Regions from separate parts of the Homo sapiens genome. Here region 2 is linked to region 1. The links are chromatin contacts, found by POLR2A ChIA-PET in ENCODE. All regions are on one chromosome and are shown on one strand. Each heading gives the region's core, a stretch centred on a gene start or an enhancer-like site at or near the end of the contact. The rest is flanking DNA. Distances are from core to core; before and after follow the strand shown.

Region 1 (4,827 bases), core at 1,173-3,672:
GCAATTCTCCTGCCTCAGCCTCCTAAGTAGCTGGGACTTCAGTTGCACACCACCATGCCAAGCTAATTTTTGTATCTTTAGTAGAGACGGGGTTTCACCATGTTGGCCAGACTGGTCCCGAACTCCTGATCTCAAGTTATCTCTCCGCCTTGGCGTCCCAAGGTGCTGGGATTACAGGTGTGAGCGACTGTGCCCAGCCTTTTTCTTTTTAAAAAATAAATAACATGGGCCGAGTGCGGTGGCTCACACCTGTAATCCCAGCACTTTGGGAGGCTGAAGCAGGCAGATCACGAGGTCAGGAAATCGAGACCATCCTGGCTAACATGGTGAAACCCTGTCTCTACTAAAAATACAAAAAATTAGCCGGGAGTGGTGGCCGGCACTTGTAGTCCCAGCTGCTCGGGAGGCTGAGGCAGGAGAATGGCGTGAACCCAGGAGGCGGAGCTTGCAGTGAGTGGAGATCGTGCCACTGCACTCCAGCCTGGGCGACAGAGTGAGACTCTGTCTCAAATAAATAAATAAATAAATAAATAAAATTACAGGCATAACTGCATATTTATCAAAATTGTATCAACGGTTCTTTTTCTAATTCTCTGAAAAAATTGATAATATACATTGTTCACATTATAACTTTTGCAAAAATATTGAGGGCTTCAGTTTTCTCAAGGGCCTTTCTTAGTCTTTTTTAAAAAATTACTTTTTTGGCCGGGTGCAGTGGCCCACGCCTGTAATCCCAGCACTTTGGGAGGCTGAGGCGGGCGGATCACGAGGTCAGGAGTTCCAGACCAGCCTGGTCAACATGGTGAAACCCTGTTTCTACTAAAGATACAAAAATTAGCTGTGTGTGGTGGTGGGCGCCTGTAATCCCAGCTACTCGAGAGACTGAGGCAGGAGAAGCTCTTGAACCTGGGAGGCACAGGTTGCAGTGAGCTGAGATGGAGTCACTGCACTCCAGCCTGGGCGACAGAGCGAGACTCCGTCTCAAAAAGACAAATTAACTTTTTTTTTTGAGTTGGAGTCTAGCTCTGTCGTCCAGGCTGGAGTGCAGTGGCGTGATCTTGGCTCACTGCAACCTCGGCCTCGTAGGTTCAAGCTATTCTCCCACCTCAGCCTCCTCAGTGACTGGGATTACAGGCGTGTGCCACCATACCCCACTAATTTTTTGTATTTTTAGTAAAGATGGGGTTTTACCATGTTGGCCAAGCTGGTTTTGAACTCCTGACCTCAAGTGATCCACCCGCCTCAGCCTCCCAAAGTGTTGGGATTACAGGTGTGAGCCACCACACCCAGCCTTAAAAATTAACTTTTAATTGTCAAGTATGATATACAAGAAATATGTGTACATTGTGGAATGGTTAAATCTAGCTAATCAACATATGTATTGCCTCATTTTTTTTGTGTGGTGAGAACACTTAAAATCTCTCTTGGCGATCTTTGAATATACAGTACATTATTATTTACTGCACTTACCATGTTGCCCAACTTATTCCTCTTAACTGAAATTTTGTATCTTTTGACCACATCTCCCATCTTCATCTTTTTTTTTTTTTTTTTTTTGGGAGATGGAGTCTTGCTCTGTCACCCCGCCCAGGCTGGAGTGCAGTGGCACGATCTTGGCTCACTGCAACCTCCACCTCCCAGGTTCAAGCGATTTTCCTGCCTCAGCCCCCCGAGTAGCTGGGATTACAGGCACACGCCACCATGCATGGCTAATTGTTGTATTTTTAGTAGAGACAGGGTTTCACCATGTTGGCCAAGCTGGTCTTGAACTCCAGACCTCAGGTGATCCGCCCACTTTGGCCTACCAAAGTGCTGGGATTACAGGCATGAGCCACGGTGCCCAGCCTCCTTCATCTTTTAATATTTAAAAAAATTATTCTTTTCTTTCAGGCCTTCATTTTTGTTCATCTCCTCAGTTGTTAACTGGTCTGACCCTGCCATATCTTTATTTGTTGGTGGCTTTGACTGAGTTTTGAATACTTTTATTGTAGAGATGGGGGTCTTGGTTTGTTGTCCAGGCTAGTCTCGAACTCCTAGCCTCAAGTGATCCTTCTACCTTGGCCTTCCTAAGTGTTGGATTGCAGGCCAGACCCATTGCACCCAGCCTCAGCCTCTTTTTTTTTTTTTTTTTTGTGAGACAGTTTTGCTTTGTCACCTAGTCTGGAGTACAGTGGTGCAATCATGACTCACTGCAGCCTTGACCTCCTGGGCCCAAGCGATTCTCAGCCTCCCGAGTAGCTAGGACTACAGGCATGCTTTATTTTTTTGTAGAGACAGTCTCATTTTATGGCCCAGGCTGGTCTTGAACTCCTGGCTTCCAGCATTTTATATTTCTTTGTATCCTCTGTAGTTGTGCTAGTTTCAGTAAATTCTTATGTATGTGAGGGCTCACTTGATTTATACTTGTGTCTTCACTGTTGCCATGCTTGCTCAGATGTTTATTATCTTGGGGCTCAAACTTACCTATTGAGCAAACATGATGAAATCTACCATGTACCAGGCATTGCGTTAGGTGTTGGAGGAGATACAAGATAAATATAAGGCACAGTCCCTATTCTTTTTCTTTCTTTCTTTTTTTTTTTTGGAGACAGTGTCTTGCTCTGTTTCCCAGGCTGGAGTGCAGTGGCGTGATCCTCAGCTCACTGCAGCCTCTTTCTCCTGGGTTCAAATGATTCTCCTGAGTAGCTGGGACTGTAGGCATGCACCACCACATCTGGCTAGTTTTTGTATTTTTAGTAGAGATGGGGTTTCACCATGTTAGCCAGGCTGGTCTCAAACTCCAGACCACAGGCTGTCCACCTGGGCCTCCCAAAGTGCTGGGATACAGGTGCAAGCCACCGCACCCAGCCAGCACAGTCCCTTTTTTTTTTTTTTTTTTGAGATGGAGTCTCGCTCTCGCCCAGGCTGGAATGCAGTGGCGCAAGCTCCGCTCACTGCAAGCTCTGCCTCCCAGGTTCATGCCATTCTCCTGCCTTGGCCTCCCGAGTAGCTGGGACCACAGGTGCCCGCCACCACACCTTGCTAATTTTTTGTATTTTTAGTAGAGACAGGGTTTCACCGTGTTAGCCAGGATGATCTCCATCTCCTGACCTCGTGATCCACCTGCCTCTGCCTCCCAAAGTGCTGAGATTACAGGCGTGAGCCACTGCCCCCAGCCCCACAGTCCCTATTCTTAAGGGACCTTCATGTTTAGTGGGAGAGACAGTTAATTACAATACAGGATGATAAGGGCAATAGTAGAACCTGGAATGAGATGCTCACTGACTCCTTCTGGAGAATTAGGGGAAGGTTTTACAAGAATTTACATTTGAGCTGTTGCTGGAAGGTTTCGAATAAGCGAAGCAGGTGGTGAGTGTGTGTGTGTGTGTGTGTGTGTGTGTGTGTGTGGTGGAGGTTGAGACAGGAGTGGTGGTTTGGTGAGAGGAGGCTATTCAAGGCAGTGGGACGAGCATGTCTAATGGTGTGGAACAGGAAAGTTCATTCTAAAAATGTAGTTTGATTAAGGGTAGAAGCATAGGAGTCAGTGGTAGAAGGTGGAGCGAGTAGAGCAGGATTGCAGTGTGCTTGTATTGAATTTTATGCAGTAAGCAGGAAGGACCTTTAATTGGAGGAATGACATGATCATATTTGTGACAGGTTATTCTGGCATCAAATTTGGTCTCTTGTTTATAGACGAAAGCAATCTAGAGAAGTTGGTTATCCTGGTGTAACGCCTTGGGTTAAATGGGTTATTAATCAAGTTTGGATGAAAATTTTTACAAAATTCGGCAATTACATAAGGTAGACTCTGGATATATTATCGACATTTCCAACTCTAAAATTAATAATTTTTTACTGACTGAAATTTCCTTCCAAATAGGCCCTTAGTGAATTAGGCATACTTTTTTTTTTTTTTTTTGAGACAAAGATTTGCTCTGTCGCCCAGGCTGGAGGGCAGTGGCGCGATCTCAGCTCACTGCAACCTCCGCCTCCCGGGTTCAAGCAATTCTTCTGCCTCAGCCTCCCAAGTAGCTGGTACTACAGGCGCCCGCCACCACACCCAGCTAACTTTTGTATTTTTAGTAGAGACCAGGTTTCACTATGTTGGCCGGGATGGTCTGGATCTCCTGACCTTGTGATCCGCCCGCCTTGGTCTCCCAAAGTTCTGGGATTACAGGCGGTATATTCTTATAATCAGAGATTTAGCATCCTCTGTGTTCTCTAGTAGAGTACAATTTAGCCACGTAATAGTGAGATTATTTAGGAATGTTTTCTAAGACTGACTTTATAAGACACATTAAAAAAATATACCTTAGAGGCTGGGCACAGTGGCCCACGCCTGTAATCCCAGCACTTTGGGAGGCTGAAGCGGGCGGATCACTTGAGGGCGGGAGTTCGAGACCAGCCTGGCCAACATGGCGAAACCCAATCTGTACTAAAAATACAGAAAATTAGTTGGGCGTGGTGGTGCGCGCCTGTAATCCCATCTATTGGCGCAATCTCAGCTCACTGCAACCTCCACCTCCTGGGCTCAAGCGATTCTTGTGCCTCAGCCTACTGAGTGGCTGGGACTGTAGGCGTGTGCCACCACGCCCAGCTAATTTTTGTATTTTTAGTAGAGATGGGGTTTTACCATGTTGGTCAGGCTGGTCTTGAACTCCTAAGCTCAAGTGATCCGCCCACCTTGGCCTTCCAAAGTGCTGAGATTACAGGTGAGTCACCGCACCTGGCCTGAATGTTCTTAATGTCACTGAACTGTACATATAAAAATGGTTAAAATGGGCAGTTGTATGTTATGGCACTGGAGATATAAAAAGGAATTTGATCTGATACCTGCCCTCAAGGAGT
Region 2 (4,827 bases), core at 1,232-3,731, 97 kb after region 1:
GAGAACTCTGAGTCAGGGGGCAGAGAAATGTGACTTGGGCAGCAGGAGGAAGCTGAGAGGGCTGGCCTGGGCCACTTGGGCACTGGCTCCAGCTCGGCTGTCTCACAGGTCTCTCTGGCCAAAGATCTCCAGCTACACCAAGCCCAAGGCAGGCCCCAGGCAGCTCAGGCTGAGGACTGAAGTCTCCCTTTCCCACCCCAAGGCTGGGGAAGAAGACCAAGGAAACTCTGTGGCCTGCGGGTAGCTGCCACCTCTGCCCTTGCCCTGCCTGCCCCCAGAAGCCTGTCCCTTGGGGCTGGGTAATGGCCCATCTGCCCTCCCCAACTCACCTCCTGGGAGCTATCCGCATTGCTCATTTGGTCATCAATGTCAGGAACCACTTGCAAAGGCCCACTCAGAGATGACAGGGACTGCCTGCAGGGAGGCAGACAGGTCAGGCTGGCCCCAGAGAGACCAGGTCCATTGATCCCAGACTTAACTGGAGTCAGACACACCTGGGTTGTGTTCCTGCCATGAGAGACTGCTTCTCTGAGCCTCAGTTTTCTTATCCCATAAAGGGGGACAATTTCTCCCTTACAGGTGGTGGTGAGAACTCAGTGAGGCAATGCCCATGCCCCGCTGGCAGGGCCTGGGTAACTATGGCAGCCCATAGTTGCTCAACCTTCAGTTCTGCCTATGCCCTCCCAATCTTGTCCATGCAGAGAATCTGGAAATCTGACTCTAACTGGCAGAGAAGCAGGCTGACTACTGGCTGCTTTTCTGGGTAGGATGGGCAGAGGCCCTGAGGACGCAGCCTTGTGCCCGGTCAAGTGCCTGTCCACTTACCATGATGCAATGATGGCACTGAGGGCCTCCAGGACGTCGGCGGCGGCCAGGCGCTGCTGGGGGTCAAGGACCAGCAGCTTCCGGATGAGACACACGGTGTTCTCAGAAACCCGTCCATCCCTGAGGCAGGGAGTTGGGGAGGAGGGCTCAGTGGGTGGTGCTGGGTCTGTGGCCAGGATGCCCAGGCTCACTGTGCCGTTTCCCTGCCTTAAGCCCATCAGGCTGGCTGCCCCCCCCACCCCCCGGGAGGCAGGACTCACTCAGGAATGGTATACTCGGCAGCCTTGATCTTGCGGAAGAGCTCCTGCGGGATGCTGTCGTAGAAGGGGAACTGGCCATACAGCATGGTGAAGAGCACCACGCCCAGGGCCCACATGTCACTGGGCTTGCCACGGTACGGCCGGCCTACGGGCACACACATACCACACTGTCTTCAGGCCACAGCACCACCGTGGCTCACCAGCCTGGAATCCCACCTGGGACCCTCCACCTGCCACCCTCACTTCCAGTCCCCCCAGAGTCGTCCTCTGAGCTCCTGCCCGTGCTCCCCGCTCCCCTGTTCCTCAGGATGCACCTCTCCTGCCCCAAGGAGAGGGCTCACTCAGCACCTGCTCACAGCACCTGCCCCGCCCGGCCAGATGGCGAGCCCCTGGGAGCCAGGCATGGGTCTGCAGCCCCAGCACCCAGCACAGCAGCTCACAAGCAGGGGGTCAAGAACACTGGCACAGCAGATAACTAGCTGGCTCCAGATGAGCTGGCCGCTCCTCCTGTCACCGTCCCCACACCCCACCTGCCTCCTTCACAGCCCGGATGACTACTTGCAGGTCCCCTCCTTTGTCTACTTGTGACTCCCCGTCTCCCCTCTAGAAGGGAAGTTCTCAGGTGCAGGTGCCTCCCTGCGGTGTTCACTGCTGAGCCCCAGTGCCCAGCACGGACCCAAGTATTTGCTAAATGAAGGATGGCCACTTAATTCACCTCTCTGTGAGAGTTTCCTCATCTGTAAAGCGAAAAGGAGCAGGCATCTAACGGAGCACCCGCTTTAGGACAGCATGGGAAGAAACACTTTTATTTCACTAACTGTGCTCCACAGCTTGAGGACACTGAGGCCCAGTGATCTGCTCTGTCCAGGGCCACATGGCTGCTCAGTGGGCCCACATCTGACTGTCAGGCTCTGCTGCTTGCCTCCTTTCAGGGCAACCTGTCCACCCACCCAGCAGCAATACAGCCATTGTCTGACCCACTCCCCCAAATGCAAAATATGAAGACCACTGGAGCATTTGAAAGCTCTTGGCCCTGCCCACTCCCTGCGATGCACCCTCTGGTATACCAGCAGGCTGTGGCAGCCTGGACCCCAGAACACAACTCCGTTCTCCGTGGGTGTGGAAGAGACGCTGCCAGGCACCCTAGCGTCACCTCCCTGGGCAACCAGGGCCCAGTGAAGGGCAAGCAGTTTAACCGGGAGAGGGTGTGCCATGTGTGCATGGCAGTGCCATTACAGGCCTCAGCCTGCGTCTTCAGAAGGTACCACGGCACCTTCAGGATGGCACTGCCGCCTACAACAGAGGGCTGTTGTGGGGAATAAGCACCTGCCCTGGCTGGTATAGCAGGTAGTTCTGTGGAAGATGAGCTTCTCCCAAGCTCTTTCCAGGCTGTGTCATCCTAGGCTCTTTCCAGCGCCCGGTGCCAAAGAGCAGCTGCGGTGACTGTGTGGCTGACCCCATGGCTGACTCAAGGACAGCCCCCTTTTCCTAGAACTTGCTCCACCAAGTGGGGTTGCCAGTACAGAATCTATTACTTGTACCACCATTCTTAGCTCTGTATGGTTCCAAAAAAGGTGCTGCCTCTCCTCCCGTGGCTGGAAGATGCTTCCTGTTGAGCTGTCCTGCTGGCTTAGGCAGGAAGGATCTGCTTCCAGGACCTGTGTAGGGTTCCCTCAGCCCGAGCCTCTGTCCTGACCTGGAGGTATGAATGGCCCCTCCCCAGACAAACTCGCTGGGAGCCTGACCTGGGCAGGCGACCTTCCCTGGGCTTTGGCTTCTGAGGGGACACTGTACCCACAAGCTTCCCTTTCAGCAACGATCATGCCAAACACTAGGTTAAGGGCATTACATATATATATATATATATATATATTTTTTTTTTTTTTTTTTCCTGAGACAGAGTCTTGCTCTGTTGCCCAGGCTGGAGTGCAGTGGTGAGATCTCGGCTCACTGCAAGCTCCGCCTCCCAGGTTCACGCCATTCTCCTGCCTCAGCCTCCCGAGTAGCTGGGACTATAGGCACCCGCCACCACGCCCGGCTAATTTTTTTTATTTTTAGTAGAAACAGGGTTTCACTGAGTTAACGAGGATGGTCTCGATCTCCTGACCTCGTGATTTGCCCGCCTCGGCCTCCCAAAATGTTGGGATTACAGGCATGAGCCACCGCGCCTGGCTGGTTAAGGGCATTATTTAATCCCTCAAGTACTACTACTGCCATCCCTATTTTACAGATGAGAAAATGGAGGCTCAGAGAGGTCTGTAACTTCCCCCAAATTCACATGGTTATTAGCCAGACTATCACCTCCATGAGGGCCAGACCAGGCCTGCCTTTTCACAGCTCCATGCCCCATGCCCATGCTGGGCACATGGAGAATAAATGAAAGGGCAGACCTGGGTCGGAAACCCACATGGTAGGGCTGGTACTTCAGCTTCTAACCCAGGAGGGAGGAGGCTGAAGTCAGAAGGAGATTGGAGGCCGTGATCACACAGCTGGTTCAACAGCAAGGCCAGAATGAGAACCCAGGTCTCTGGTCTCCCAGTCGAGGATTCTCTCTGATTCAGTCAGATTCCTTTGTTTCATCCTCCAAGACTGGCACGAGTCTGGAAGAACCAGAAGGATAGGCTGCTGGCAACAGCAGGGAGGGCCACAGAGCCTCAGACTGCAAATGAAGGCCACTCTAGGCTGGTGCTGCAAGAGAGGAGTCCCATCCAGGGCTAGCCCACAGCCTGAGCCCTGCAAACAGGCACAGCCCCACTCACAGGCTGGGTGGAAGGAGGAGCCTGGCTCTATCTCCTATGGGGATGCTTTGGGGATTACTGTAGAGGGTGCCAGACTGTGCTGGGCCATGGGGGTGGTGCCCCAGGAGTTAGGGTATACCCCTGGCACCCAGTTCCCTCTAGCAGAGGCTGTAGTGACTCTAACCAAAACCCCCAGGTCTGGGGAATGGTGCTACTGTCTTTGCACACGGGCAGCCCTGGGGACAGGCCTGGCTCTCCAGCAGAAGCGGCAGCTGGGGGAGCCTCCGAGGGAGTTGTAAGTGCTTGTATTACAGCAGCCTGCTCACCAGGATGTGTGTGAAGAGCTGGGACGAGGCTGGCTCGGCCACTGCACGGAAAGGGCGCACTCATGTGTGGGGTGGGGATGAAGGATCTTGGAGACAACCCCAAGTTCTCCATGTTGGAGGGATGGGAGCTGGTGTAAGCCCCGGTTCCCTAAAGGATTTGGGCCAAGGACAAGGGGGAAAGAGAAAGCAACAGAGTCGACAGTGAAAGAGTTGCGAGAATGGGCTTTAGTGGGAGGCAGCCCTGGGGCTGCGCCTCCATTTTCCAGTTTACTATTTATTAGCTACGACTTTGGACAAGAGATGTCATCTCTCTGAGCCTCAATTTCCTCATCTGTGAAAAAAGGACTTAAGATAGATATTGGCCTCACAGGGTAGCTGTGTGGTTTAAACAGATAACGCGAGTCACGCTCAGCACAGTGTCTGGAACTTGGAAATCAGATCAGTGGGCAGTAACTTTATGAGTTTTTTTTTTTCTTTTTTTTTTTTTGAGATGGAGTCTCGCTCTGTTGCCCAGGCTGGAGTGCAGTGGCACAATCTCGGCTCACTGCAACCTCCACCTCCTGGGTTCAAGCGATTCTCCTGCCTTAGCCTCCTGAGTAGCTTGGATTACAGGCAACCGCCACCACGCCCGGCTAATTTCTGTATTTTTAGTAGAGACAGGGTTTCACCATATTGGCC

Evidence for each region. ChIA-PET counts read pairs that join two places held with the same protein, here RNA polymerase II (POLR2A).
Region 2: POLR2A ChIA-PET joins it to region 1 with 16 read pairs in AG04449. The contact joins two enhancer-like sites. POLR2A ChIA-PET finds 5 or more read pairs at or near these places in 4 of 52 experiments (A549, AG04449, GM12878 and 1 more).

What each region holds. Positions count from the first base shown.
Region 1 is chr1:36,246,334-36,251,160 of GRCh38, forward strand. All of the region lies in intron 1 of THRAP3 (thyroid hormone receptor associated protein 3), which reads left to right. Among named protein-coding and RNA genes, the nearest start is that of THRAP3, 24 kb to the left of the region's middle. RefSeq lists enhancers at 1,995-2,289, 2,055-2,349. Within about 2 kb of position 2,423, at least 21 of the 41 ENCODE cell types and tissues checked have a DNase peak (open chromatin) inside an H3K27ac peak, as active enhancers do.
Region 2 is chr1:36,343,035-36,347,861 of GRCh38, forward strand. It overlaps STK40 (serine/threonine kinase 40), which reads right to left. Exons shown (of 11, transcript NM_001282547.2): 8 at 1,086-1,230; 9 at 826-945; 10 at 330-414. Among named protein-coding and RNA genes, the nearest start is that of EVA1B, 22 kb to the left of the region's middle. Within about 2 kb of position 2,482, at least 2 of the 41 ENCODE cell types and tissues checked have a DNase peak (open chromatin) inside an H3K27ac peak, as active enhancers do.